Regions from separate parts of the Homo sapiens genome. Here region 2 is linked to region 1. Evidence: read pairs that join two places in POLR2A ChIA-PET (ENCODE). Cell type or tissue: PC-9. All regions are shown on one strand. Links, peaks and the distances in the headings refer to the core of each region. The heading gives the core; the rest is flanking DNA. Region 1 has its middle 13 kb from the start of APOL5. Region 2 overlaps LOC284912 (a long non-coding RNA gene).

Region 1 (15,986 bases), core at 4,140-12,139:
GTGACGATAGGACTAAATGAGGAAACACAGTGAGACAAGCCATATTTGTAGGAAGCAGTTTGTTTTTGAGGCAGAGAGGGGAAAAGACTCCACCTTGTGAACAATCTGAAAACTGCCAATTCCATTGCTGGGGAGAAATATATACTAGAAATTCAGGTAGAAGGCCCAGGTCATAAAGAACAGTTCTGCTAGCCTAGAACACAGCCCTGGCTTTTTTCTATTTAATTTTCCATAAATAGCTGGTCCATGAAAAGAAGAAAAGCCATCAACACAAGGTCTACACAAAAAAAATTAATAACAAAAAACCCCCAATTTTTAAAATGGACAAAGGATGTGAATAGATATTTCTCCCAATATGTGCCAATAAGCATGTGAAAAGATGCCCAACACCTCTAATCATTAGGAAAATGCAAATCAAAACCACAACGAGGTTAGGTACGGTGGCTTATGCCTGTAATCCCAACATGTTGGGAGGCTAAGGTGGGAGGATCACTTGAGGCTAGGAGTTCAAGACCAACCTGGGCAACAATAGTGAGACTCTGTCTCCACAAAAAATTAAAAAATAATAATTATTTTGAAAACCACATGAAATACCACTTCACACTTATGCAGACGACTCTTACCGAAAAATAAAAATGAGCCGGGTGTGGTGGCTCATGCCTGTAATCCCAGCACTTTGGGAGGTTGGGGCAGGAGGATCATTTGAGTCCAGGAGTTTGAGATCAGGCTGGGCAACATAGAGAGACCCTGTCTCCACAAAAATAAAATAAAATAATTAGCCAGGTATGATGCACATGCCTGTGTCCCAGCTACTGAGGAGGCTGAAATGGGAGGATCACTTGAGCCCAGGAGGTTGAAGCTGCAGTGAGCCATGATAGCACCACTGCACTCCAGCCTGGGTGACAGAGTGAGACCCTGTCTCAAAAAACAAACAAACAGCAACAACAACAACAAAACACAACAACAACAGAAGGCTGGGCGCGGTGGCTCACACCTGTAATCCCAACACTTTAGGAGGTTGAGGCAGGTAGATCACCTGAGGTCAGGAGTTCAAAACCAGCCTGGCCAACATGGCGAAACCCCGTCTCCACTAAAATACAAAAATTAACCAGGTGTGGTGGTGCATACCTGTAATCCCAGCTACTTGGGAGGCTGAGGCAGGGGAATCACCTGAACCTGGGAGACAAAGGTTGCAGTGAGCTGAGATCATGCCACTGCACTCCAGCCTGGGCGACAAGAGCAAAACTCCGTGAGGGAAGGAAGGAAGAAAGGAAGGGAGGAAGAGAGGGAGGGAGGGAGGGAAGGAAGGAAGGAAGGAAGGAAGGAAGGAAGGAAGGAAGGAAGGAAAAACATGGTGAAATATATATTGTGGACAAGTTGGAATGCTTGTGAATTGCCGGTGGGAGTGGAAAATAATGCAGCTGCTGTGTAAGATAGCTGGTCCATAAAAAACAACACGTTTTTCACCTTGTGTAAAACAACAGGGTGGTTCCTCAAAAAATTAAAAATAAAACTAACATATGATCCAGCAATTCCACTTCTGGGTATATATATACCCAAGAGAATTGAAAGCAGGGTCTCAAAGAGATATTTGTATAACAATGGTTATAGCAGAATTACTCACAATAGCCAAAATGTGGAAACAAGCCAACTGTCCATTGATGGATGAATGGATGACCAAAAGGTGATATATACACATCATGAACTATTATTCCTCCTCAAGAAAGAAGGAAGTCTTTTTTGTTTGTTTGCTTTTTTTGTTGTTGTTGTTGTTTGAGACAGAGTTTCACTCTTGTTGCCCAGGCTGGAGTGCCAATGGCGTGATCTTGGCTTACTGCAACCTCCCACTCCCGGCTTCAAGCGATTCTCCTGCCTCAGCCTCCCAAGTAGCTGGGGATTACGGGCATGTGCCACCATGCCCGGCTAATATTTTTTTATTTTTAATAGAGATGGGGTTTCACCACGTTGGCCAGTCTGGCCTTGAACTTCTGACCTCAGGTAATCCATCCACGTTGGCCTCCCAAAGTGTTGGGATTACAGGCGTGAGCCACTGCGCCTGGCCAGAAGGAAGTTCTGACCCATGCTACAGCATGGATGAACCTTAAAGACATTCTGCTAGGTGAAATAAGCCACTCACAAAAGGACACACGCCGTAGGATTCCCCTTATATGGGATTCTTAGGGTAGTCAAATTCATGAAGCTAGGGAGCAGAGTCGTGGTTGCCAGGGGCTGGGGGAGGGGAATGAGGAGTTATTGTTTACTTGGGGCAAAGTTTCAGTTTTGCAAGAGGACAAGAGTTCTGTGGATGTTGGTGGCCATGGCTGCACAACAATGTGAATATACCTAATGCCACTGACCTGTACCCTTAACAATGCTTGAAATAGAAAATTTCAGGTTATATATATTTCACTACAATTAAAACGAATATATATATATGTGTGTGTGTGTACATATATATGTATATATATACACATTTATAGGCATTTAAGTATATAGACAAAAAGGGGTTGGGTGAGGTGGCTCACACCTGTAATGCTAACACTTCAAGAGGCCAAGGCGGGAGGATCACTTGAGCCCAGAAGTTCAAGACCAGCCTGGACAACAAAGTGAGACCCTGTCTCTACAAAAAAAAAAGAAGAATAAAAAAGAAAAAAAATTAGCCAGGTGTAGTGGTGCATACCTGTAGTCCAGCTACTTGGGAGACTGAGGCAGGAGGATCGTTTGAGAGCCTGGGATGTTGAGGCTGCAGTGAGCCATAATCACAGCACTGCACTCCAGCCAGGGCAACAGAGCAAGACTCTGTCTCAAAAAAAAAAAAAAAAAAAAAAAAAAAGAGAAAGAAAGAAAGACCTAAAGGCAGACAGCAACAACAACAAAAACAAAGAGCAGATAAAGAACACTCACCAGAAACATGCTGCCAGCAAGCTGATGGAAACTATCATTCTTCTGTAATTAATTTTGTTAAAGTTAGTGAAGGAATTTCCCCTACAATGCAAGAGCATAAAACAGAGATGTGAGGGCTCAGAGGAAACATGGCAAGGTAACAGGAGGAAAGCACATGGAAGCTGGTGGAGCTTAGGAAAGAAGAGAAGAGAAAAATAAAGTCATTACAAAAAAATCAATGCTCATTGGATTTTATACAAGAGAAAACAGACACTATTAAAAAAAAAGATATAGAAGACAGGGATGAAGTGAAAATAAAGTGCTGAAAAAAGTTTAGCAAAAACATATGGAATAAATAGGAATTTTGCTAATGCCAACATATGCTCCTTGGAATCCCCAAAGAAGAAAACTGGAAAATGTAAACAGAACAAATATTTAAAGATAAAATTGAAGAAATATTTCTAGATATAAAAGAGCACACTAGGTCCCAGGAAAAATGGTTGCTGAATGGTGGCAGCAGGGAAAATGTAATGAAGTTACTAGATTTCAGATAAAACAAAGGAATTTCTTGAGCGACCAAGTATGTTGGCTTCAGACTTTCTAGAACATTCAGCACAGAAACAACAGACTGGCGCCTACAATAGCCATGAAAATAGAAACTCTCAGAAGAAGTGTGTGTGTGTGTGTGTGTGTGTGAAAATTTTGTGTGTTTTATACCTTAGTATGATTTTTTTGGCATGCTATTAGTTCTTCAGAGCACAGAAGAAAAGACATTTTGATTCATAATACTATCTTAGCTTTGCTTTTTAGAATATATCTAGATACTGACAAAGATTATATCGCATTAGCTTTTTATTCAAAACCTGCATATGCATACGTTTTGCATGTTCTTGATAACAAATGTTGACACTTCGATAAGTAAAAGGAAGTGAACACAGGTCATTTCAAGTCCACCACCCATGGTAACCACCATCCACACTCATCTTTTGACTGACATATCATTTAATGAAAAAAAGACTTGACATCCATTTTCTCATGTACCACTCAAAATAGCATTGTAAGGGAAGCGCATTTGTGTTACTCGCATTGTGTAGCCAAGGAAATTAAAGTTCATTCGATTGAAGTACTTACCTGGGTCACCCTCCGTTGTCACAGTCTGTGGGCGCAGGGTAGCTACCTCTCGAGTAGTCCACGTTTTGTTCCTATATGGGTCCCCACAACATGACAGTAACTGGAATTTCAGGCAGATGAGCTGAGGCAGTTTTGAGCAAGGAGTCCAATGGTTCGGGCCACTGTTGACCACTGCCTGCCCCTATAAATATATAACTACTCAAGGGAGTTGCATAAATATTCTGGTCTTCTCATCAGAAAAAAATCAGCGCAGAGGAAAGCGTATATTTATCTTGGAACAGAACTGTAACCATGGACGGCTCTGCCCCTTCCCCCCTTTTTAATCCAAGCGATGTTTGTGAAGAGCACAGATGTGATCCTGAAGGTTCTTGACAAACCAGCACTTCCCAGATTTTACCGTGTAAATCATTCCCTGGAGACCTTATCAAATTGCTGATTGTGTTTCAGGAGGTCTTGGACAGGACAGGGCCTGGAATTCCGTATTTCTTTTTTCTTTTTTTTTTTTCTTTTTTTTGAGACAGAGTTTTGCTCTTGTTGCCCAGGCTGCAGTGCAGTGGTGGGATCTCGGCTCACTGCAACCTCCACCTCTCGGGTTCAAGCGATTCTCCTGCCTCAGCCTCCCAAGTAGCTGGGATTACAGGCTCATGCCACCATGCCCAGCTAATTTTTGTATTTTCAGTAGAGACAGGGATTCACCATGTTAGCCAGGATGGTCTCGATTTCTCTCTTTTTTTTTTCTTTTTGAGATGGAGTCTTGCTCTGTCTCCCAGGCTGGAGTGCAGTGGTGTGATCTCGGCTCACTGCAACCTCTGTCTTCTGGGTTCAAGCAATTCTCCTGCCTCAGCCTCCCAAGTAGCTAGGACTACAGGTGCGTGCCACCATGCCCGACTACTTTTTTTTGTATTTTTAGTAGAGACAGGATTTCACCATGTTTGTCAGGCTGGCCTCAAACTCCTGACCTCAAATGATCCGCCCGCCTCAGCCTCCCAAAGTGTTGGAATTATAGGCATGAGCCACCGTGTCCAGCCGGAATTCTGTATTTCTAACCGAACTCCCAAATGACACCAGTGCTGTCAGTCTTGAAGAGAACAGAATAGTCAGATGGTAAGAAAAACCCTTCTCCAGGGCACCATGGCTCTCAGGCTAAGGCCGAGGACTTTTTCTGTGGTTTCTATGGCCTGATGAGAGGCCCCCCACCACTCTCCACTCTCCTCCTTTACTCTCGTTACTGAATAGTCCCTTGATCCACAAAAGGTCCATTTCCAGCAAATGTGAAGAATTCCTATAATTAGTAAGAAGAAGATGTATAGTCCAATAGAAAAGTGGATGAGAAACTTGAAATAGGTACTTCACAAACGAAGATATCCAATGGCCAGTTAATATTTAAAAAGATGCTCAACCTCATTAGTACAGTCATTCCTCACCTAACGAAGGGGACACATTCTAAGAAATGCATCCTTAGGCAATTTCATCATTTCACAAACATCATAGAGTATATTTACACAAACCTAGGTGGTCTGGCCTACTCCATGCCTATGCTACGTGGTATGGCCCATTGGTCCTAGGCTACAGGTCTGTACAGCATGTGCTTGTACTGAATATTGCAGGCAACTGTAACACAATGGTAAGTATTTGTGTATCTAAACATCTCTAAATATAGAAAAGGGACAGTAAAAATATGATATAAAAGATTAAAATGGGCTGGGCACCGTGGCTTACACCTGTAATCCCAGGACTTTGGGAGGTCAAGGCCAGCGGATCACTTGAGGTCAGGAGTTTGAGACAAACCTGGCCAACATGGTGAAACCCCATCTGTACTAAAATACAAAAATTAGCCAGGCGTGGTAGCGCATGTCTGTAATCCCAGCTACTTGGGAGACTGAGGCCCAGAATCACTTGAACCTGGGAGGCAGAGGTTGCAGTGAGCTGAGATCGCACCACTGCACTCCAGCTTGGGTGACAGAGTGAGACTCCATCTCAAAAAAAAAAAAAACAAAAAAAACCCGTTATAATTTTATGGGTTACCCATCTTTGACCAAAACATCATTATGCAGTGTGTGACTGTAATTTGTATTTCTTTTTCTTTTTTCTTTGCTTAAAGACGAGTGTGATAGTATATAATTTATAAGTAAGCAAATGCAAATTAAAAACGCAACGATAGACACGCCCTTCCCAGGCTGTGAAGCGCCGTCATGTGGTGAAGACCTGCCCTCTGCACACCAGGGAGACCCCAGACCTTCCAGGCCAGGGTCTGACAGCACTCACAGGCCTGACTCTTCTGTCAAAGTCTTGCAGAGCCCTAAGATCTCATTGCAATGAAAAATGCACTCACATCGTCAGCTCCCAGGCCAAACAACCTGGAGGAGTCTGAAAGGGGAAAAGGGGATGCCCAGGAGAAATCCACAGAGCTGCACCACCTTGGGGGACTGGCCCATGCTCAGTGGGGTTTCTTCACTGAGCCCTTCCCTGGGCTGGAGATGCTCATGTCCAAACTGGGCCCTGTAGGTCCTCTCCAGAGGCTTCAAAGTCTCCTTGAAGAGGCTGGGTGTGGTGGGTCACGCCTGTAATCCCAGCACTTTGGGAGACGGAGACAGGCAGATCACTTGACATCAGGAGTTAGAGACCAGCCTGGCTAACATGGCGAAACCCCGTTTCTACCAAAAATACAAAAATTAGCTGGGCATGGTGGTGCACGCCTGTAGTCCTAGCTAATCAGGAGGCTGAGGCAGGAGAATCACTTGAACCTGGGAGGCGGAGGTTTCAGTGAGCCAAGATCACACCACTGCACTCCAGACTGGGCAACAAAGTGAGTAAGACTCTCACTCAGAAAAAAAAAAAAAAAAAAAAAAAAAAATTAGCTGGGCGTGGTGGCAGGCGCGTGTAGTCCCAGCTGCTCGGGAGGCTGAGGTAGGAGAATGGCGTGAACCTGGGAGGCAGATCTTGCAGTGAGCTGAGATCACACCACTGCACTCCAGCTTGGGCGACAGAGCGAGACAGGAAAAAAAAAAAAAGTCTCGAAGCAACCAGAGGCCAACCAGCAGCAAAACTGGGGAGCTTTGGTGACCCCATAATTTGAGATGGTTGCTAATTGTTCTCAGAACAGGAAACCCAGAAAATATGTTGGAACATTGTTAAGGCTTTATAACCTCCTGTATAAATTTCCCTTATCTGACTGGGCGCGGTGGCTCACGCCTGTAATCCCAACACTTTGGGAGGCCGAGATAGTTGGATCACCTGAGGTCAGGAGTTTGAGACCAGCCTGGCCAACATGGTGAAACCTCATCTCTACTAAAAATACAAAAATTAGCCAGACGTGGTGGTGGGCTCCTATAATCCCAGTTACTAGGGAGGCTGAGGCAGGAGGATCACTTGAACCCGGGAGGTGGAGGTTGCAGTGAGCCAAGATCATGTCACTGCATCCCAGCCTGGGTAACAGAGCGAGACCCTGTCTCAAAATAAATAAATAAGTAAATTTCTCATATCTTCATCATATGCCGGAATTTGAAATCTATATTATCCAGAGTGTGCACTCCAACCATGTGAGTCACGCTTGTGTTTGGAGAATCCTGCAGTTCTGCTGGAGCAGGAAATGTGATATTTTGCTTCTGCACAATTAGTCATTTATATTGCCAAACTCAAGATACCCACACATGATTCTATCATTGACATTCTAAGTGAATTCTTGAAAAGTCCCCATTCTTTGCTCATCTTTTCCCTCTATGAACAGCATAATATGTTGGGAAGGGCTTTCCAGGTAGGCCTATTGGGGTCTGAATCCTGTATTGCTGGGCAAGTTTTCACCTCTAAGCCTCAGCTTCTCCATCTGTAAAATGGAGCTAACCCTACCTGCCTTTATGATACCTTATAATCCTCACAAATAACCTTGCATGTAAAAGGCCTCGGATCTATGTAAGTGCTTTGCAATATTAGTTTTCTTCCAGCTTCTGGTTTTTTTTTTGAGACAGGGTCTCACTCTATCACCCAGGCTGGAGTGCAGTGGTGTGATCTTGGTTCACTGCAGCCTCAACCTCCCAAACTCAAGTGATCCTCTTGCCTCAGCCTCCCGGGTAGCTGGGACCACGGCCGTGCGCCACCACCCTCAGCTAATTTTTGTATTTTTTTGTAGAGCCAGGGTTTTGTGCCATGCTGCCCAGGCTGATCTCAAACTCCTGGGCTCAAGCAATCCTCTCAATTCGGCCTCCCAAGGTGCTGGATTTACAGGTGTGAGCCACTGCACCTCGCCAAGTTTCTCATTCTTGAAAGGTAGGTTATGACAGCCCCAAAGCAATTTTCATAACAAATCTACCTTTGTAAATTTAAGGATATGTGTTAAGCAAAACAATACAGTTTCCAATGACAAAATCAATAAGCAAGTAACTCCTTGGGCTATGGGATGACCATGAATGTTATAGAAAGATTTGGATGGGCCATGAACAGTCTGACTGGGGCTTTGAAGAAGAAAGTCTTGGAAGGCAATAGATTGTAAATTCGTCCAAGAGACCCAGGGCCCCACCCAAAAGTCCAATCCTGCTTATAGCCACTGCCTTTCCCAAGTCAAAGTCTGAAAAAGCTCATTAGTACCAAGACCCAGCTCTATGTCAGACAAAAGTAAATCTTGCCCTGGGCCCTGCTCAGGCCAGGCCAGAAGAGCACGAGTGACTCAGAAAACTCCATTTATTGACCTCTAAATCTAACAAAATTAAGATCTCTGCAGAAGCATTTTGAGAAGCCCTTGGTCTTGTTCCCACTGCTCTGCTCACTGAAGTGAACTCACTTCTGTTCCTATAGCCTTTGTATCTGTTTTCTGAAAAGCTAAGAGAACTTCATGTGCCTGTTTTCTTTGCAGTCACTCAGCAGTTGTGGTCAGCATAGAATGCAGGGGAAAAAAGCCAGAAAGACCGAGAAGCTTTTCCATAGGCGGGCCCCACAGCCAACCCAATGCCGGATCCTCTCCAGGTTGAGGGGAACGAGTTGCTCTTAATGACTGTTGGGCAGTGGACCATAGGAGCCCAACTGCTCTATGAAATGGCTGTTCCTGGGACACCTGTGAGCAGACACAGTGCCGTGGAAGGGCCAGTTGGTGCAGCCACCCAGGGCTCAGAGGATGGTGAAGGTGAATCCACGGTACGCCTAGGATATACACAGAGGAGAAGAGTGAGGTGGACATTGGGCAGCCAGTGTGCAGCTATTTTCACCGACCGGCTCCACCGCCTTGGCAGGGCCAAGCATCGAAGCAGAGGCTCGCTGCAGCCAGACACTGGGCTGCTCCACTGGCGACCCAAGCCACAAAGCCTCAGTTCTGGAAGGGGATGGTCCACTAATTCGTGCTCAGCTTTAAAATGGGAGGACAACTCAGCAATTTGTTGGAGGGCTAAACAAGTTAACACAGGTAAAATGCAAGGTAATTCTGAGATAGCATCAGTATTATTTTGGTCGTGGTTGTAGTTTTATTGCCAATTCTAAGCCTTTCTCAGAAAGATATTACCCCTAACATCGCAGGGGTGTACACCCCCTTGTGATACTGTTCCTTATATGCTGGGAGGGAGACGATGATACTAGTGGCAGTATCGCAGGGGGTATACACACCCACTGTGATATTGTTCCGAATATCCCGAGGGGGAGAAAATGATATTACTCCCAATATCGCAGGGGGTGTACATCCTCCTGTGATATTGTTTCTTATATTCAGGGGGAGAGGATGATATGACTCCCAATATCGCAGGGGTTCTACACACCTCCTGCGATATTGTTCCTAATATCCTGAAGGGGAGAGCATACTATTACTCTCCATATCGCAGGGGGTGTACACCTCCTTTGTAATATTCTTCTTAATATCCATGATGGGAGAGGATGATATTACTCCCAATATCGCAAGAAGTGTACAGTCGCCTGTGACATAGTTCCTAATGTCTAGGTGGGGAGAGGATGATATTACTGCCCATATCGCACGAGTTGTAAAACCCCTTCGATATTTTGCCTACAATCCTGAGGGGAGAGGATGATATTACTCCCGATATGGAAGGAGGTGTACACCCCCCTGTGACATTGTTCCCAATATCCACGTTGGGAGACGATGACATTATGCCCAATATCACAGGGGATGTACACCCCTCCTGTGATATTGTTCTTAATATCCTAGGGAAGAGAGGATGATACTACACCCAATATAGCAGGGGGTGTACACGCACCCAGTGATATTGTTCGTAATGTACTCCACCCCCCACCCCAACCAGGGATATTGTTCCTCATATCCAGGGGAAGAGAGGATAACATTATGCCCAATATTGCAGGGGATGTACACACCCTCTGTGATGTTGTTCCTAGTATCCAAAAGTAGAGACGATGATATTACTGGCTATATCGCAAGGGGTGTACACCCTTCTGTGATATTGTTTTTGCTATTCAGTGGGGGAGAGGATAACATTCATCCCAATACCACAGAAGGTGTACAGACCCCTCTGATATAGTTCCTAATGTACAGGGAAAAGAGAATAATATGACTCTCAATATCGCAGGGGGTGTAACCGCCTTGCCCCCCATATATTGTTTGTAATATGCAGCGGGGTAGAGGCTGATATTACTCCCAATATCCCAGAAGGTGCACACATACACCTGTGATACAGTTCCTAATATCCAGCGGGAAAGAGGCTGATATTACTTTCGATATTGCAGTGGGTGTACACCGCCCCCAACCCCGGGGTAGTGTTCCTAATATCCAAGTGGGAAGAGGATGACATTGCTGACAATATCGAAGGGGGTGTACACCTCTTCTGTGATATGGTTCCTGATATCCAGGGGGTGAGTGGATGATATTACTCCCAATAACGTAGGAACTGTACAGCCACCCTGGGATTTTGTCCTTAATAACCACATGGGGAGAGGTGATAATACTCCCAATATTGCAAGGGGTGTACACCCCTCCTGTGATATTGTTTCTTATATCCAGGAAAGGAGAAGATGGTATTACTACCAATATTGAAGAGATGTACAGCCCCCATGGGATATTGTTCTAAATATACAGGTTGAAAGAGGATGAGATTACATCAGATATAACAAGGGGTGTACACCCCGCCTGTGAGATGAATCTTAAAATCTGGAAGAACAGAGAATGACATTGCTTCCAAAAATACACGGGGTGTACACCCACCCTGTGATATAGTCCCTATCATCTGAAGGAAGAGATGATGATATTACTCCCAATACCGGAGAAGGTACATACACTCCTGTGATATTGTTCCTCATAACTGGTGGGGGAGAGCATGATATTATTTCAAATATGACAGTGGCTTGACAGCCCATCTGCGATATTGCTCCCAATTTCCAGTAGGTAAAGTACGATGCTCCTCCCAAGAGAGTAGTGGAAGGACATCCGCCCTGTGATATTTCTCCGAATATTCAGGGAAACACAGGAAGAGATTAGCCCAAATCTCACAAAAAGTGTACACCCATTGTGTGATATAGTTCCTAATATCCGGAGGTGCAGAGGATGATATCAGTTTTCATATCTCAGGCTATGTAGGCAAACCCCATGAAATTGTTCCGAATATCGGGGAAAAAGACCGCTAATAATGGATATACATCGCAGGGGGGTGATGATATGGGGAGCAATAGCCACCCCCTGCCCCCCTGGCTATTACGGTACACATCGCAGGGGGATGAGGCCGCCCCTCGCGATGCGGGGAGGAATAGCCACCCCCCCTCCCGCCCTGGCTATTACGGCCCACATTAGTGGACTCACAGCCTGTCTACGATATCGTGAGTAATATCATCTCCGCCTCTGGAAATTATGATCTATTTCACAGACGAGTGTACACCATCGGTGCACAGACCTTGTACATCCGTCTCTATTGGGAGTAACATCGTCCTCGTCCTCCCTGAATATTAAGAACAGTATCACAGGACTGTTTCTACTCCCTGCAATATTGGGTGTCACATCCTCCTCTTCCACGTTGAAATTAGAAACAATATCAGTGGCGGCTTGTACACCTTCTGTGATATTTAAAGTAATATCATCCTCTTCCCTCCAGGATCATGGGAATAATATCCTTGGGCGGTGTACGTTTTCTGCGATATATGTGGTAATATCATCCCCTTTGCCTTGGAATATTATGAAGGACCATCTCACATGGGGTTGCAGAACCCTTGCGATATTGGGAATATTATTATCCTCTTTCCCCTCTGCATATTTGGATAAATATCAGAGTGGGTGTACACCTCCTGCGATATGGGGATTAATATCCTTTTCTTTCTTTCTGGATATTAGAAACAATATCACACGGGGGTTTACACTTTCTTCCATATCTGGAGTAATGTCATCCTCTCCTGTTCTGAATGGCAAGAACAATATCTCAGGGGGGATGTACACCCCCTGCCATATTGGGGTAATATTACGCTGTCTCCCCCTTGATATTAGGAACAAAATCCCAGCGTGGGTGTACACCTCCTACTCTATGGAAAGTAATGCGGTCCTCTCCCTTCCTGCATTTTAGGGACAATATCACAGGATGGGTGTACACAGCCTGCGATATTGAAAGTAATATCATCCTCTCCCCCTCCGGATACTAGGAACAGTATCACAGAAGGGTTGTACACTCTCTGCGGTATTGGGAGTAACATCATTTTCGGCTTCCCTGAATATTAGGAGCAATATCTCCGGGTGGATGTACACCCACTGTTATATTGGGAGTAATGTCCTACTCTACCCCCTGGATATTAGGAGCAATATCACATAGTGGGTGTACACCCACGGCGATATTGAGGGTAATCTCATGCTCTTCCCTCCCTGGATATTAAGAACAGTATCACAGGTGGGTGTACACCACCTGCAGTACAGAGAATAATATTCTCTTCTCTTTCTTTAGCTCTTGAGAACAATATCACATGGTGGAAGGTGGGGGGGTACACCACCTGCACTATTGGGAGTAATATCATTCTCTCTTATTCTGGATAGTAGGAAAAATATCACAGGCGGGGTATACAACCCCTGTGATATTGAGAGTAATATCATCCTCTCCCACGTGGAAATTAGGAACGGTATCACTGGGGGCATGTACACCCCCTGCGATATGGGAAAGTAATATCATCCTCTTCCCTCCTGGATCATGGGAACAATATCACTGGGGGTGTACACTTTCTGCGATACCATCTTCCCTGCCTTGGACTGAGAAGGACATGAAGGACAATATCACGGGCGGGTGGGGGGGGGGGCGTGTACATCTTCTGCAATATTGGGAATAATATTATCCTCTCTCCCCCTGCATATTAGGAAGGATATCACAGAGTGGGTGTTCACCTCCTGCGATATGGGGATTAATATCATCTTCTCCCCTTCTGGATATCAGGAACAGTATCACACGGGGCTGTACACTTTCTGCGATATTGGGAGTGATATCAACCTCTCGGCCTTTGGATATTAAGAACAATATCACAGGGTGGATATACAGCCCCTGCCATATTGGGAGTAATATCTGCCTCTCCCCTCCATGGAGATTAGGAACAATATCCCAGGGTGGGTGTGCACCTCCTGCTCTATATCATCCTCTCCCTTCCAGGATATTACTAACAATATCACAGGGTGGGTGAACACAGCCTGCGCTACTGGAATTATTATCATCCTCTCCCCCTCGGGATGCTAGGAAAAATATCGCAGAAGAGGTGTACACTCCCTGCGATATTGGGAGTAATATCATACGCTTCTTCCGTGAATATTTGGAGCAATATCACCAGGTGGCTGTACATTCATTGCTATGTTGGCAGTCATGTCATACTCTACCCCCTGTATATTAGGATCGATGTCACAGGGTGAGTGTACACCCACTGCGATATTAAAACTGAAATCATGCTCTCCGTCCCTGGATACTAGGAACAATATCACAGGTAGGTGTACACCCCTGAGGGATTAGGAGTAATAATATTATCAATTATTAAACATCAATTATCAATTTTAATAATAATTATCAATGTTAATATTAATTAATAGTATAAGATTATTAATTATTGATAATTATTTTAAATATGTCATCATGCACGATTAAAATTAATTATTGATATGAATGCCATTTATCAATAATATTGGTTATTAAACAATATTAATTATTATTTTATTAGCAACATCACTTATTGATTTAATTAAGATTAATTACTGATATCATTACTTCATTATTAATAGTGACATTACTATTAATTATTAATACCAATCTTTAATATTTTTAACCAGCATTAGTTTTTACTCCCTTTATTGTAATTATTAATATCGGCGATTAGTATTAATTTTTATTATATATATTAATATTAATAATTAATATAATTTTTCCTGATATCCGGGGAGGAGAGGATATTACTCCCAATATCGCAGAAAGTGTACACCCCTCTATGATGTTCTTCCAAATAGCCAGGGTGTAGAGGATGACATTATTGAAAATATCGCAGTGGGTGTACATCCCTTCGGTCATCTTGTTCCTAATATTCTGGGTGGGAGAGGATGATATGACCCCCAATATCGCAGGGGGCGCAGACCTCCCCCGTGATATTGTCCCTAACATCCAAAGTTGGAGAGGATGATAGTTCTTCTGATTTTGCAGGGGTTGTACACCACCCCTGTGATATTGTTCCTAATATCCAGGGGGCAAGAGGATGATATTAGTCTCACTATTGCAGGAGGTGTACACTCCCTAGTGATATTGTTCCTAATATCCAGGGACAGAGAGGATGATATCACTCCCAATAGAGCAGGGGGTGCACACCCCTTCTGGGACATTGCTCCTAATAGCCAGCGGGGGAGAGGAAGATATTATCCCCAATATCGCAGGGGGTGTACACCCCCTTGTGATACTGTTCCTTATATGCTGGCAGGGAGACGATGATACTAGTGGCAATATCGCAGGGGGTGTACACACCCACTGTGATATTGTTCCGAATATCCCGAGGGGGAGAAAATGATATTACTCCCAATATCGCAGGGGGTGTACATCCTCCTGTGGTATTTTTTCTTATAGTCGGGGGAGAGGATGATATGACTCCCAATACCACAGGGGTTGTACACACCTTCTGTGATATTGTTCCTAATATCCCAAAGGGAGAGCATACTATTACTCTCCATATCGCAGGGGGTGTACACCTCCCTTGTAATATTCTTCTTAATATCCATGATGGGAGAGGATGATATTACTCCCAATATCGCAAGAAGTGTACAGTCTCCTGTGACATAGTTCCTAATATCTAGGTGGGGAGAGGATGATATTACTGCCCATATCGCACGAGTTGTAAAACCCCTTCGATATTTTGCCTACAATCCTGAGGGGAGAGGATGATATTACTCCCAATATGGAAGGAGGTGTACACCCCCCTGTGACATTATTCCCAATATCCACGTTGGGAGACGATGACATTATGCCCAATATCACAGGGGATGTACACCCCTCCTGTGATATTGTATTTAATATCCTAGGGAAGAGAGGATGATACTACACCCAATATAGCAGGGGGTGTACACGCACCCAGTGATATTGTTCGTCATATACTCCACCTCCCAACATCAGGGATATTGTTCTTCAAATCCAGGCACCCCCCGCGATGCGGGGAGTAAGAGCCAGCCCCTCTCGCCCCCCTGGTTTTTAGGACCCGCGGTGGACTCACAGCGTTTTTACGGTATTGTGAGTAATATCATCTCCCCATCTGGAAATTATGAACTGTTTCACTGACGGGTGTACACCCGTCTGTATTGGGAGTAATATCATCCTCTTCATCCCTGAATATTAAGAACAGTATCACGGGGGTGTTTCTACTCCCTGCGATATCGCGTGTCATATCCTCATGTCCCACGTTGCAGTTAGAAACAATATCAGTGGGGGCGTGTCCACCTTCTGTGATATGGAAAGTAATATCATCCTCTTCCCTCCAGGATCATGGGAACAATATCCCTGGGGGGTGTACACTTCCTGCCATATATGTTGTCATATCACCCCCTCCGCCTT
Region 2 (15,986 bases), core at 2,798-10,797, 75 kb after region 1:
GCCTGGGTTTGCATCCCAACTCTGCCCTTTGCTGGGACTGTGGCCCTGGGAAAAATGAGCCTTTCTGAACTTTCCTGATGGCACTCATAAATGGGAGACAGTATCGATGTCAGGCTGTGAGCATGCATGCTGCACATAGTAGGTGTTTAATGATGTTTCTCAATAACAAATGATTTGAAATAAAGGCAGCTGTGTGAAGCACTGATAGTAAATGTGGCCAGGGGCACAGATAGCAGGCAGCTGGGAGGGAGGGAAGAGGGTCTGCTTCTTGAGGGGTGATCAGGGAAACTATATTAGTAGGAATGTTTTTGTTGTTTTTGTTGTTTTGTGTTTTTTTGAGATGGAGTTTCGCTCTTGTTGCCCAGGCTGGAGTGCAATGGTGCGATCTCGGCTCGCTGCAACCTCTGCCTCCTGGGTTCAAGCAATTCTCCTGCCTCAGCTTCCTGAGTAGGTGGGATTACAGGCATGCGCCACACACCTGGCTAATTTTGTATTTTTAGTAGCGATGAGGTTTCTCCATGTTGGTCAGGCTGGTCTCGAACTCCCAACCTCAGGACATCTGCCGGCCTCAGCCTCTCAAAGTGCTGGGATTACAGGCATGAGCCACCATGCCCGGCTGGTAGGAATGTTTTGATTGCAAGTGACAGAAATCACTTTTGGCTCATGGAATGTGACTGTACCTTGAATAAGTAAGACATACTTTTACGTCAGGGCCTTTCTTTATATTTGCTATTCCCTCTGTTGAAATGCTTTCCCCCCACCCCGCAAGGTATTTCTGTAGTTCTCTCCTTTATCTCTTTGAATCTTTATCAAATATTTCCTTTATCTCACTGAATCTTTATCAAATCTTTATCAAATACATTTAAATTAAATTTTAAAGTACATTTTAAGCCAGACGCAGTGGCTCACTCCTGTAATCTTAGCGCTTTGAGAAGTCTGAGGCAGCTGGATTACTTGAACACAGGAATTAAAAATCAGCCTGGGCAACATGGTGAAACCCTGTCTCTATAAAAAATACAAAAATTAGCTGGGCATGGTGGCATGTGCCTGTGGTCCCAGCTACTTGGGAGGCTGGGGTGGGAAAATTGCTGAAGCCCAGGAGGCTGAGGCTGCAGTGAGCAGAGATTGTGCTGCTGAACAATTCAGCCTGGGTGACAGAGTGAGATTCTGTCTCCAATAAATAAATAAAAAGTAAGGGCCGGGTGTGGGGGCTCACGCCTGTAATCCCAGCACTTTGGGAGGTCAAGGCAGGTGGATTACGTGAGGCCAGGAGTTTGAGACCAGCCTGGGAACATGGCAAAACCCCATCTCTACTAAAAATACAAAAATTAGGTGGGGTGGTGCATGCCTGTAGTCCTAGCTAATCAGGAGGCTGAGGCAGGAGAATTGCTTGAACCCAGGATGCAGAGGTTGCAGCGAGCCGAGATCATGCCACTGCACCCCCGCCTGGGCGACAGAGTGAGATTCCATTTTTGAGACAGAGTTTCACTCTGTCTCAAAAAAAAGAATCTCCCACTCTCTGCTCAACATTCTCTATGCTTCTTCTCTACTTTATTGCTTTATTTTTCTCCATAGGATTTATCATCTAACATGCTTTCTATTTTTATTATTTATCTTATTTATTGTGTTTCTATCCATCCCCTCGTACTATTGTGTAAGCTCCATTTGGTTGGATCTTTGACTTTTTTTTTAACTGCTGTATTTTTACTATTTAGGACTGTGCCTTGCACACAGTAGGTGTGGTATTTAACTTTATGTGTCAACTTGACTGGGCTTTGGGATGCCCACATATTTTGTTGGACATTATTTCTGGCTGTGTCTGTGAGGAGGTTTCTGGAAGAGATTAGCATTTGCATTAGTAGACTGAGTAAAGCAGATGGTCTCCACCACGTGAGCAGGTATCATCCAATCACTGAGGACCTGAATCACACAAAAGGGTGGAGGAAGGGGAATTTGCTCTCTGCCTCACTGCCTGAGCTGGAACATTTGTCTTCTGTCCTCAGACTGGGCTTTACCCCATCTACTCCCAGGATACTCAGACCTTCAGACTCTGGCTGAATTATAACACTGACTTTCCTGGGTCTCCAGCTTGCAAATGGCAGGCTATGGAACTTCTCAGCCCACAATCACGTGAGCCATTCCTTATAATAAATCGATCTACCTAACTCTCCTATTGGTTCTGTTTCTCCAGAGATTTCTGATGAATGTAGTAGTCATTCAATAGCTATTTGTTTTGGTTTGTCTTTTTGAGATGGAGTCTCGCTCTGTTGCCCAGGCTGGAGTGCAATGGCATGATCTCGGCTCACTGCAACCTCTGCCTCCCGGGTTTAAGCGATTTCCAGCTAATTTTTGTATTTTTAGTAGAGACGGGGTTTCACCATGTTGGCCAGGCTGCTCTCGAACTCCTGACCTCAAGTGATCCACCCACCTCGCCGTTCCAAAGTGCTAGGATTGCAGGTGTGAGCCACTGCGCCTGGCTTCAATAGCTATTTGTTGAATGAACGAATGATTTAGCAGGAAGGTCCAGAGTGCAGTTGGCTTTAGGTAGAGCTGGGTCCTGTGATTTAGAAAAAATCATCAGGGCTCCATCTTGCTGAACCTCTTGGCTGTCCCCTGTCTCTGTTTGATTTGGTTCTTCAGGCCAGGGGCCACCTGCAATCCCAAACTCACATCCTTGCTACATGGCAACGTCCTTCCAAGAACTCTATCAGAAAAGTCTCAGGGAAGATTCGGCTTTGTCTGGCTTGACCATGTGTCCATCTCTGAACTTCAGTTCAGAAGCAAAGTCACTGTGGTCAAGAGGCAGGGCGAGCCAAATGCAGCAAGTTCCTAATAGGGAAGAAGGGGAGGGTGCTGGTGAAACAGACACAACAAAAGACAACAACAGAGGGCTTCCTGGAGGGCGTGTCCTTTGTGTCAGGGCTTAGAGGGTGGTTAGGATTTGGCCATGATGTCAGAGCTTTCTACAACTGGATCCTGCCCACCTGTCTAGCATCACCATCCATCTCTTACCGCTCTGCACCCTATGATTCAGCCACTCCCTGCCCTGAACCCTGTTCAAGTTTTCACCCTGCTGTGTATGTATTTGTCTTCTTCCCCGTAGCTAGTACTCCCTTCTTCAGCAAACGGAGTGATTCTCCACATCCTTGAAGATCTGGGCGCCACACCCTTAGAGAGACACATCCATGATCCCAGGCACATGCTTACATAAGCACGTCCAGGCACACTGCACACACACACACTCTCACACATACGCACACACACACGCACACACTCTTGCACACACGGGCTCACATGCACACACGTGTGAACACAAGCACACATGCACACACACTAACACACACGCACACACGCACTTACACACGCACACACACTCACACACGCACACACACTGACACACGCACTCACATACATGGACACACGCACACACTGACACACGCACACACTCACATACATGGACACACGCACACACACTTACACATGCACACACGCACACAAACATGCACAGACACATGCACGCACACACACGCACACACGCACCCCCCCACACACACACATGCGCTCTCTCTCTCTCCCTCTCCTCTCATTTCTCCCTTCCTTCCTTCATTATAAACTGAAAAGCAACACTGCCTTTCACCCACCCAGGCAGTGTGTATATTAGCAGAGTAGAAAGAGACCCCTAGTCTCCAAATATCTCCCCCACATGTTGGCTTTGGCACCTGAAATTCAGTCAGTGTTTGTTCCCCTACTATGTGCTGGCCACTATGTTTGCACTGTGGCTGTCATGCCTGATACAGAAGAGGTACTCAATAGGTATCGCTGAGTGAATTCATGAATGAATTACTGCATCCATCAATCAATGAATAAAGACAGTGTTTCCTCCCACAGAGCTATGACAAGGGCCATAGTTAGTATCCTGCCAGGAAGAAGGGGATGGGGCCTGCAGGGAGACGTCTACTTGGAGCTGGGGATCTTGGGGAGCCTCCTTGGAGAAGGTGCCCCGTGGGGAGGCCCTCAGTGCATGGGCTTTGCACAGCTGGGGAGGGTGGAAGCAGATGAGTCCACAGGGCATAATGCCAGAGTGTCAGGGAGTCCAGTCTACAGCAGAATAGGAGTAAAGGGTCCTTCCTCTGGGGCTGAATATCAAGCCTTTCCTGGCCTTTGTTGAAAGAAAATTCCTCAGGTCAGGGGCGGGAGAAGGGTGAATTTCCCTCAGTTACTACTAAGACAAACTGTGAGGAAAAATGATACACAAGACAGTTACTTTTTTTTTTTGAGACCGAGTCTCACTCTGTTGTCCTGACTAGAGTGCAGTGGCACAATCTCAGCTCACCGAAACCTCCGCCTCCACGATTCTCTTGCCTCAGCCTCCCGAGTAGATGAGACTACAGGTGGGCACCACCACGCCTGGCTAATTTTTGTATTTTTAGTAGAGACAGGGTTTCATTATGTTGGCCAGGCTGGTCTCAAACTCCTGACCTCAGGTGATCCGCCCACCTCGGCCTCCCAAAGTGCTGGGATTACAGGTGTGCATCACCAAGGCTGGCTAATTTTTTTTTTTTTTTTTTTTTTTGAGATGGATTTCACTCTTGTCACCCAGCCTGGAGTGCAATGGCGCCATCTCAGCTCACTGCAACCTCTGTCTCCTGGGTTCAAGTGATTCTCCTGCCTCACCCTCCTGAGTGGCTGGGACTACAGGTGCCGCCACCACGCCCAGTTAATTTTTTGTATTTTTAGTAGAGACGGGCTGTCTCTACTTTAGTTGGCTGGGCTGGTCTCGAACTCCTGACCTCAGGTGATCCACCCGCCTTGGCTTCCCAAAGTGCTGGGATTAACGGTATGAGCCACCGTGACTGGCCCACCCCCAACTAATTTTTATATTTTTAGTAGAGACAGGGTTTCATCATGTTGGCCAGGCTGGTCTCGAACACCAAGACAGCTACATTTTGAAAGAGGGACATGTGGAGGGAAAATTCTAGAACACAGGGTGCATTCCTCCCAAGGTAACAGCCAAGCCGAAAGTAGAACAGAATCCTAGGCCCTTGGGGAAGGGGTCCTAAGTGTTTGCATCCTCACAAGTAGCCTGCTTTACAGTTTACAAAGCACTTTTCCATCCATTATTCACCTGTCCTGGGTGGAAGGCATTTCCTTTATTCAGCAATTATTACCAAGTACCTCCTAGTTAAGATGGTCATGAGGACTAAATGAGCCACTGCTTATAAAGGACTCAAAGCTACTGGACCCAGACAGGCCAGTGGTATGTGCTTAGGGTGTGGCGCCCCAAGTGGTGGTGGTGAGGCTGGCATTGTCATGAACTTGGCCCTGAACTGAGCAATGGCAACGCAAGATAGATACAGTACCTGCCCTCGCCGGCCTCACAGCTCTTATTCACTCATCATGTAACAGGTAAAATTTTAAATCATTTCAACGCAGATGTTTTAAAAATGTGTTTTCTTTATTATCTATAATTGAGACCAATAGCCCATGTGTATTGAGTGCTTACTCCGTACGAGGTATAGTTTTAAGTATTATAAGTAGTTCAGATTTCACAACACCCTCTGAGGCAGGTTCTAATTACTGCTATTTGACAGATGGAGAAAGGAGGAACGGAGGGATTAAGTAACTTTCTCAAGGTCACACAGCAAGCAGTGAAACCAGGATTCAAATGCAGGTAGTCTAGCTCCGGAATCCACACCCTTGACCACTGTAAGACACTGCCTCTTGTTTTTAAGCTTCTCTCACTGCAGCGTGTCAGGGGGCAACTTAGATGAGCCAACAATGGCATCTTAGTCTTCCTGGTATATACTCAGTATTTCAGTTTCCTCCTTTGGCTACCTCCACACCTACTCCTCTCCAACATGGTGCTGGATAGATGGGAGGAGAGCAAAGGCGGGAAGATGGGCCCTTGGACAGGTGTGCAGATGCTGGGGCGTCCCCAGGTCCCTGCTCTCTGCTCCAGGATGACTGTTTTGTTCTGGGGACCTGGACGCCTGCTGAGGTGTACCTGGTCCACCGGGCCTTCTGTGGTCTTGTGCTGTCAAGTTCATGGCCAGGACCTTTTGCGTCTACGTGCTGAATCTTTGGGCTCAGAGCTCTTTTGTCTCAATTCCCAGTTTTCCAGGGACCACCAGCCACCTCCACAACTCCACCTCCCCTCAGCGGAGCACCCGGGAATGTCAGACCCTGCACGATACCCTCAATCCACGGGGAACCAGCAGGAAAAGCTCAGGCTTCTCTGCTTAGATACACTGTCTCCCTTCTCTCTTTCTTCCCTTAATGATAGGATCCCCAAGTTTTAGCTGTGCCATGGCCACATAGTTAAAGAGGCTTCCCAGCCTCCCTTGCAGCCGGCTTTACCATGTGACCACATTCCAGCCAGTGAGGACTGAGCTGAGTGTGGGCCTTCCCTTAGGAGGGGATGTGCCCTCCCTTCCCAGTCCTCCTTGCTGGCTGGGGCTGGAATGTGGATGTGTGGGTCGGGGCTGAGCAATGCCACAGGAAGAACCAGGGCTGCTTGGTGGAGCAGCCCCACAAGGCTTTTAAGCCTGGGACTGTTCCTTGAGAGAGAAAGACATTTATGTGTACTTGAACTTACCATTATTAGCCTTCAGAAGAGCTCCCCAAACTGTGTCGTATCCAGTTCTGTCCCAGGCCATCTTAGTGCTCGCACATCATGGGGGCAGGGTGGAGTGGGACTCCTTCTCCTCCTCCTCCTCCTCCCCTCCTCCTCCCCTCCTCCTCCTCCCCCCCTCCTCTTCTCCTTCCCCTCCGCCTCCTTCCCTCCTCCCCTGTTCCTCCTTCTCCCCTCTTCCTCCTCCTCCTCCCCTCTTCCTCCTCCTCTCCTCTCCCTCCTCTGCTCCCCCATCTCCAAACTAAGAAGGCCAAAGATCCCCCAGCGAGGCAAATCCCAGCTACCACATAAGCCACACAACTGTCTTTTGGCTTCCCCTGCGGGGTCGTGGTGACTAATTTTAACTGACCCTGATGATTCATCCAGGATGCCTGGGAACCCCCACCCCACCCCACAACCACAGCCACTCCTCAGGGCCTGCTGAGAGCCGCCAACATTCTTCAAGTTCAAAATCATTCCCCATGCCCTCCAAGCCTACATTCCAACTGCCTCCGTGACCCATCCTCTTCACAAAACTTCTGACCCAGCCAAACTGGTCTTCTCTGGGTTTTCTGAACATTCCACGTGCATTCCTGCTTCTCTAACTTTGCTCTTACCACCTTTCATGCCTCTATTGTGCCATCAACCCTCTCCCCAGCCCCTGGAACCTGCCCCAGCGCCTGTGTATTTGATCAGTGGTGATACAGCACTCACTTGAAAAAGTATTGAGCACCTATTATGTGCTGTGTGGAATATTAGGGTGCATTCTTTATATAAATATTTTATTCCCAGCTTCCCTTTCTCATCTTTCCACTAGATTATTATTATTATCTTGGGCCATGACTGGGCAGGCAATGCCGTACAGTCACCAAACCCTGTTTCATTTCCTCCTGGGCACACAGAGAGACCTCATTCCCACAACTCCCTCCAAGTAAGCGGTGCCTGTGGCTGTGATCTGGCTGATGGAATTTGGGCAGAAGCAATGAGCACCACTTTCAGGCATACCCCCTAAAACCCCTTACAAGATCCTCCACCCTTTTTTTTTTTTTTTTTTTGGGAGATGGAGTTTCACTCTTGTTGCCCAGGCTGGAGTACAGCGGCGTGACCTCGGCTCACTGCAACCTCCGCCTCCCGAGTTCAGGTGATTCTCCTGCCTCAGCCTCCCGAGTAGCTGGGATTACAGGCGCCCACCATGATGTCAGGCTTATTTTTGTATTTGTAGTAGAGACAGGATTTCACCATGTTGGCCAGGTTGGTCTCGAACTCCTGGCTTCCAGTGATCCACCCACCTCTGCCTCCCAAAGTGCTGAGATTTCAGGCGTGAGCCACCTTGCCCAGCCCACCCTCATTTCTTTCTCCAGCGGTTTGCCTGCTGGATGCAGAGGGATGGGGGTTTTGGAAGTCCTTGGGGAGGGAGCCTGAGTGCCTGAATCACTGGGTGCAGGAGAGCCCTCTTCTCAGCTTACATTGGACTGGGAGATAAATGAGAACGAAATCTTTTGAGCCATGGCTAAGGACACATCATGAGATTTGGGGGCTGTTTGTTACAGCAGCTAGTATGCTAACACACCAGTGTAGGCAGCCATATTTGTATTTCTGCCCTCACCCAAGCCTGGTACATAAGAAGCCCTTAGTAGTCCTCCTCATCTCCCATGAGGCTTTCTTCTCATCCACCCTTCAAATGCAGGCCTGACCCTGTCGTCCCCTCTAGGAAGTTTTCTTCCCCACCTCCTCTTCTTCTTCCCAATTCTGAAATGCTGCTGACCCCCGCAAGGGTCCTTCTCTTCCTCCCTCACATCCTCCCCAGGTGACGTCTGCTGCCTCCTCTACGCTGGCACTTCCTATAGCTTAGACTGTAACCCTCAGCCCGATGGGGTAAACTGAGGCTTCTCCAAATTGCCAGATAAATTCAGGATGTTTTGTGATGCAACTCTGGAAGGGGAACCCAATCCTGTGTTAGCAGAATAAGGATGGGGCATTGATTCCCAAGAAATGAGTCCAACTCACGCTAATGGGAAGAATAGCAATATCTCCTGAGGACCAAATGGGCTTTTTTTTTTCTTTTTTCTTTCTTTTTTTTTTTTTTTTTTTTTTTTTTGAGACAGAGTCTTGCTTTCTTGCCCAGGCTGGAGTGCAGTGGTGTGATCTTGGCTCACTGCAACCTCCGCCTTCCAGGTTCAAGCAATTCTCCTGCCTCAGCCTCCCAAGTAGCTGAGACTACAGGCACCCGCCACCACACCCGGCTAATTTTTTTTTTTTTTTTTTTTGTATTTTTAGTAGAGATGGGTTTTCACTGTGTTAGCCAGGATGGTTTCAATCTCCTGACCTCGTGATCCACCCGCCTCGGCCTCCCAAAGTGCTGGGATTACAGGCATGAACCACAAATGGGCTTTTAAGGAAGAAATGGCTCTGCTGTGGGTTGTGTTTGATTTGAGAGAGACCAGAGAAAACCTAATTGCAGCCCAGGGTGACCGTGGTTTCATTTTCCCTCTCTGCTTCTCCTGCCCCCTCCCTGGGGGGCCCTCCCTGGAGCAGAGCTGACTCTGACGCCTCCTTCCTGGGGGAGCTGGGGTTTGATTGTTTTTCAAGGGAATGGTGGGAGGTGTTGGGACAGGGATGGGCGGTGCCTGGGGAGAGAGAATGTGTGTGGCTGCAGAATGCTGGGGAGGGAACAAGGAAGGAGAGGACCTGGCCTGGAGACTGCCCAGACGGGCGCCTGAGCTCCCCAGCTTCCCCTAAGGAGTAAGGTCTCCTTTCCCATGTCCTGCCACCCAGAAGTAACCACACCCATGCCCTCTCTACGCCCCTTGTGCAGCCTTCAGGGTAGACCGAGGAGAGCACCTCCCCTTCCTGGTGAAGGGAGCCCGATACACGCTGGTGCCGGCTGGCCAAGAAGGAGGTGGACAAACCTGGCGACCGCTCCCTGGCACCACCTCACCAGAGGACAGCTCACACCTCCACAGGGGTCAGAAGAAAGGAGCTGCCCTGGGGATGGCTGTGTATCCCTACAACTGCCAGGCACATGCCCCTTGAACACCCGATGCTACGTGTCCCAAAGGAAACTGGTCTCCACCCACCCCCGGCCCGTCCTCGTCCTGGGTACCCCACCTTAGTAAATGGCGCCACCATCTGCCCGGTCACTCAGCGAGAAACTCAACTCCTGGCAGCAGATGACGGGCACTCTGGTTAAATGACTCTCTCCAGCCTCCAAGTTCAACCTGCAGGGAAGCCCTGGAAATCCTGTCTCCCTCTGCCCTGCCTCTCCTTCAGCTCCGAACCCCACCCCACTCAGTACATGGCCCCCCAACAGGCTTTCAAATGTCTGCCTTCCCCAAACCAATCTGTGGTTTTAAAAGAAGTAAGGTCAGGTACAGTAGCTCATGCCTGTAATCCCAGCACTTTGGGAGGCCGAGGCAGGCGGATCACCTGAGGTCAGGAGTTTGAGACCAGTCTGGCCAACATGGCGAAACCCCGTCTCTACTAAAAATAAAAATAAAAAATTAGCCTGGGTGTGGCGGTATGTGTCTGTAGTCCCAGCTACTCCGGAGGCTGAGGTAGGAGAATTGCTTGAACCCGGGAGGCAGAGGTTGCAGTGAGCCAAGATCACACCACTGTACTCCAGCCTGGGTGACAGATTGAGACTCCGCCTCAAAAAAAAAAAATCAGGACAGTGGTTGTCTCTGGCAGGTGAGGGGGCCAGGATTGACTGGGGAGGGGCGTGCAGGAACTTTGGGTGATGACAATGTTCTCTAACTTAATACAGTTTGAGCTACACAAGTGAGTGTAGTTGTCAAATCTCAGCAAATGTATATTTAAGACATGTGCAATTAAATGTAAATTTTACATCTTACAGCAAAACAGAAAATGCAAAGAAATTTTGAACTCTTGTTCATGTCATGTATTGTGGAGTTTCTGCAGGGAATCAGATAGATGTCTGCAATTTAAAATGCCACAAAACAAGAAGAATGGATGGGTGCGTAGAGGGAGAGAGAAGCATGATTAAATTCATTTAGTAAAATGCCAGTGGTAGAGTTTAGGTGGTTTTCAGTGTGAGATTCTTCCCACTTTGCTGCATGTATGAAAATTTTTATAATAAAATGTTAGGGAGAAATGCCTCCTGGCTCCAGACGTGTCCCCTCCATTATGTTAATCACATCTGCAATTAGTGTGATGTTTCTAGGACAGCAAATCAGACCATGGCTCTCCCTTGCTCGGAAACCCTTCTGTGGCTCTCCCTGGGGACACGCCCCCACGTCTGTGGCTCCCAAGGCTGTCCATGCCTGGCCTCTGTTTATTTCTGTAATCATCACTCTCCCCTTCACTTTTTCCACCACGGAAACACCAAAATATTTATGCGTCCTGCATAGCATGCTATTTTATGTCTCCTATGATAGAAATCGCTCATTTTCATCTAATATACCTTCCCCACTTCTTTCTAAGTAGTAGAAACTCCAATTTTTATCTGGTGATGTGGCCATGTAGAAATAAAGACTACATATCCCAGCCTCCTCTGCAGTGAGGTACGGCCATTGGATGCGCAGCAAGATAAAGTATTAATTACAACTTCTGGAAAGTGTTCTTTAAGATAGGGGCACAACCTTCTTCACCCCTTTCTCCTTCCTGCTGGTTGGAATGAGGGCACGATGGCTGGAGCTCAAGCAGCCATCTTGGATGAGGAGGTGAAGGCCATATGTGTAACATGACAGAGCACTAAGGTAGATTGAAGCTGGGTCCCCGAGACTGTGGTGTGCCATGTCAGCTCTGAATCCCCTGCCTCTAGACTTCTATATGAAAGAGAAATTAATACTCTCTTGCTGAAGCCATGTTATTTTGAGTTTTCTGTTACCAACAACCAAACCTAGTCCTAACACACCAACTTCTATGTCCTTGAATGTTTTGATCCTTGTACTTGGAATGTCTTTTCCTCACTTTGCTCCTAACAAACTCCCATTGATCCTTCAAAACCTTGCTCGGACATCACCTTCTCAGTTACATGTTAATTCCTTGGTGGAATTAATGTTTCCCTACTCCATGATTTCTCTCTACCTTATATCACAGTGTGCAATTATTGAGCACTTACTATGTATCAGGCACCATGCTGGGTGCTCCCTCTTTTAATCCTTACAATGATATTTAAGATAGGTTATTCTTTTCAAAATCTCCACTTTATAGATAACAAAAGCATAGACCTTGGAAAGTTATGATACTTTTCATGGATCACAAAAGTAGTGCATGGTAGGGCCGAGTCCAGGAGTCTCATTCCAAAGCCTTTAGCCCTATGCTGAATGACCTCGATTATTGCCCTTATCAGAAAGTACTGACAACATTAGGTCACACATCCCTCCCTCCTACCACCTCTCAATGCTCGGAGGCCAGCCGGTGTCACCTTAGTCCCCCCAGAGCCCAGCACGGAGCCTGGCACACACCAGGTGAGCATGAGTGCTGTGGAACGTGACTATCCGTTCTGAGCCCCCAAGTCCTTGTCTTGGTCCTTGTGCTTGGAATATCCCTTCCTCACTTTGCTCCTAACAAGCTCCTATTGATCCTTCAAAACGCTGCTCAGGCATCACCTGAGCCTGGCACATAAAGTTCTTCCCAGTAGGTGTCACCTCCCACAGCCCCACTTGCCCCACACGTCTCTGGCAGGCTTTTGCAGCACTGTTTGGTACCTCTGCTTAGAACACTCTGCAGAACGCTCCCTCATACGTTCACATCCAGGCCAGCCATCACCTCTGAACAAACTCCTATTGATCCCTCAAAGGCCTTCACCTCCCAGGCCTAGGCACTGCCTTCTCACCCTTCCAAAGCCTTTGCTGAAATGTCTGCTGCGTTCCAGATCCCACTGAGGTATCTCCTCCACTGGACTTTGAGTCCCTTGAGAGCAAGGACCATGGATACCTTATATCACCGTGAGCAACTATTGAGCACTTACTGTTGTTAAAAAAGTTTAACCTCTAGCCGCCTCCTTACATATTTTAAGTTGGGCCTAAAAGTTTTTCTGTACATCATGAACTATAACAAGTGGAGGTATAGACAGACTATAGCCTACACTGTGCCAATCACCGCATTTTGGCCAATCAAATGCAGCCAACTGTTCGAACCATGTTCAGATAAACCAGATGCCAACCTGTAACCAATCCAGCTGTTTCTGTACCTCATTTCTGTTTTCTGTATGTCACTTTCCTTTTTCTGTCCATAAATCTTCCACTATTTAGCTGTGGAGTCTCCAGACCTACTCTGGCTCGGGAGGCTGCCCTGCTCGCAAATCATTCACTGCTCTGTTAAACTCCTTTACATTTAATTTGGCTGAAGTTTTTCTTTTATCACTATGTATCCACCACATTCAGTGCTCCCTTTTTCTTAATTTTATTTATTTATTTATTTATTTATTTATTTATTTATTTATTTAATTTATTTTTAGAGACAGGGTCTCACTCTGTCACCCAAGCTGGAGTGCAGTGGTGTGATCTCGGCTCGCTGCAACTTCTGCCTTCTGGGTTCAAGCGATTCTCCAGCCTCAGCCTCCTGAGTAGCTGAGACTACAGGAGTGCACCACCATGCCTGGCTAATTTTTGTATTTTTAGTAGAGACAGGGTTTCACCATGTTGGCCAGGCTGGCCTTGAACTCCTGACCTCAAGTGATCCTCCCTCCTCAGCCTCCCAAAGTGCTGGGATTACAGGCGTGAGCCACTGCGCCTGGCCAGTGCTCCCTTTTTCAGTCCTCATAGTGACATTTGAGGTAGGTTATTCTTTTCAAAATTTCCATTTTACAGATTTAAAAAAAAGCGCCCTTGGAAAGTTATGCCACTTTTCCTGGATCACAATATTAAAAGATCACAATTCATCTTCTAATAATTTGGCAAGCCATCCATGGTCTTCTAAGCAAGGCGCCATGAATATAACGAATATAGAGACAGAAAAAGACCCCTCCCCACTGGCTGGGTTGAGGGACTGGAGAGCCCAGATGGAAGGGCAGAGGTGCAGGCTTTTTTCCTTGTTGCCACTAGATGGCAGTAGGGCACCCGTTGTCAGCCCTGGGGCAAGGTCACCGACTGTCTTTGCCTTTGCCTCCAGCAAGCCAAAACCCTGGGCAGACTCAATCCAAAAATAAACAATCAAAGAGCATGTTGGCCTGGTCCTTTGCTAGGTACTGTAGAGCAGGTGAGAGAGTGAGGGGGAAGGACTCCAAATTAGACCAGTTCTTAGCCATGAAGCAGAGACTCTGAAGCCAGACTACCTGGGTCCCAATCTTGGGCTTGGTATTTCCTCGCTGTGTGACTCTGGGTAAGTTACTTAACTTCTCTGTGCCTCAGTTCTCTCAAGTGTAAAGTGACGCTTGTAAAAGTGTCTCCTGCAAAAGAAAGGGCTGCTGGGAGGAGGGGTGTCCCTGGTGTGCACTAAGTACAATATGAGTTTGTGGCTTTTATATTCCTGCCTCTGAGGCACTCACAGGGTAGAAATGGGGAGAAGCCAGTCCAGACAGGTGCACCCCAAAGCAAGAGAGATGAGAAGGCTGCACCCATGCTGGAGCCAGAGTGGGGAAGAGGGCACATCTGCTGGGAATGGGTAGAGCGGGGTGGGAGGAGTCCTGGCAGGGGAGCCGTTCCTATGCAATGGGCCTTGAAGGAAGGGGAGGATGGGTGGATGTGGGGTTAGGTGACTGTGGAGGCGGGGCTGGTCTCTGTCCAGGTGACAGGTGGATGGTGGAGCTGGAGGAGCCACTCGGAGCCTCCAAGGCTGGGGAGGGTGGAGGGGGGAGGCAGGTCGGTGTCCCAGGCCACACCTGTTGACTAAGGGATTAGGATGTTGTGTCCCTGCCAGCCCTCCTCCAATAAGCCCCTCTGGGCCTGCAGGGAGAGGAGGAGCCTTGCCATGTAAACTGTATTTTTAGTTCCCTGTGCCTCTCCCCGGCTGCTATAAGACACCTCTCCCCACCCCCAGCCCTGGCCGCTTGGCTGGAGGCTCTGCGAGGACAGCTGGGGAGAAGGGGAGCTGTGGTCAGTATGATGGATGCTGAGGGGCTGGAGAGGAGCAGCCCTGGTGGGTGGGTTCCTGGGAGTCTGGAGCAAGCTTGGGGGTTCTGCTGCCCCATCAAGGGCCTTGAGCAGGTCCTGCAACTCCCAGGCCTCAGCCCTGCTCTGAGCCCTGGCCTGGCGCTGGTCCAGGAGGGTAGACTCTGCCAGGGAGGCACAAGCTAAGCTGGGGGTGGGGTGGGAGGGCCTGCTGGCAGGAGGGAGGCACTGCCCAGACTGGCCTCCAAAGGCTGGTTCCCAGAAGGAGGAGGAAGAGAGTAGTGAAGATCGTGGGGAGTCCTGGCTTTGAGGAGCCAGAGTTCTCCTTCTTGCCACATCTTTGATCTCCCTTGGTGGTGTCTTAAGCCCAGATTTACCAAAGGGAATTGTCAGCTGTCCAAGGGCTAGCAAATTCCTAGGTCACCTAGATTGGATTTTCTGACCATAAAAACTGTGGGCCAGGTGCACAGCTGCCTGAGGGGCTCAAACCTGTGCAGGTGGGTGCTGGAATCCCCTTTGCTATAGCGTTCTCTTTGTGTGCATGTGACCAGAGGTGAGAGTGGCTGGAGACCGAAGATGGCAGAGCCCGTCTTTCTCCACCAGACTGAGGCCCCCGACTTGCCTTGCCTGGGGAGGGTGCTCAGTGGAAGTCCTGGGATGTTCAGTCTGGACAAGAAAAGTCTTGGGTGAGCCTGCTCCTTCTCTTGTGAGGCAGACTCAGCTGGGCCTCTATATCCCCAAGGAGCAGGCGGAGCTGCCGCAAGGAAGTGCACGTGACATGGAGGCATCTTTTGGTTCGACATAAAAAAGGATTTTTAAAGCTTTAGGTAGTGAGCTCACCACTCCCAGGAGTATTCAAGCAGATGCCAGATGATGATCTGTAGGGAAAACTATGTTTAGTGGGAAATTGGACAAAATACCGTTGAAGGCCTCTTTTAGTCACAAGATACTATGGCCCTATAATTCTAGATTTCTCTGCTTCTAGCTCTCTATAAGTCTGGAATCTAGAACCCAAGTTTCTCCGGTGCTGAAAAGTTGAAGACTTTGACACTCTAGAATTTTAATTCTGGGATCTCAAGATTCCAGAATTGGGAGCCTTGAGGATGATTCTACAAGTCTCAGTTTTGGATTCAAAGGATCCTGTGATATGAAAGGGAAAAAGAGGAGGTCTGACTTGGTGGGATCCAGTTTTGCCCCACTGGGTATCAGACTAATGTGCCCTGCATTCGTGCGTGTGTGTGCGTGTGTGTAGCATGAGCGTGTAAGGCTGTAGAAAGTTTTGCACACAAAGGCAGCCTGGCTTTCCTATCATGTGTCTGCAGCTTCTCTGCCCTGGCCATAATGAAGGCTGTCACAGGGATAAT

The links. Peaks named below come from ENCODE experiments on the same cell type or tissue, not always from the same donor. Only the 100,000 strongest peaks of a DNase experiment are listed, where the experiment ranks them.
Region 2: POLR2A ChIA-PET joins it to region 1 with 25 read pairs; 4 of 35 experiments call an interaction of 5 or more read pairs at or near these places.

What each region holds. Positions count from the first base shown.
Region 1 is chr22:35,696,961-35,712,946 of GRCh38, reverse strand. It overlaps the pseudogene MRPS16P3 and a transcript of APOL5 not described here. Among named protein-coding and RNA genes, the nearest start is that of APOL5, 13 kb to the left of the region's middle. In PC-9, for the core only: no CTCF peak of the experiment used is centred there; a DNase peak (open chromatin) is centred at 7,586; H3K27ac peaks cover 580 bases.
Region 2 is chr22:35,621,099-35,637,084 of GRCh38, reverse strand. LOC284912 (a long non-coding RNA gene) reads left to right here. Exons shown (of 4, transcript XR_001755514.1): 2 at 1-138; 3 at 5,592-5,671; 4 at 9,426-9,509. It also overlaps a transcript of MB not described here. Among named protein-coding and RNA genes, the nearest start is that of MB, 12 kb to the right of the region's middle. RefSeq lists enhancers at 2,798-2,927, 13,549-13,843, 14,502-15,017. In PC-9, for the core only: CTCF peaks have their summits at 5,088, 5,287 and 9,735 (motif pointing left); DNase peaks (open chromatin) are centred at 5,242, 6,504, 7,024 and 9,454; H3K4me3 peaks cover 2,000 bases; H3K27ac peaks cover 5,832 bases.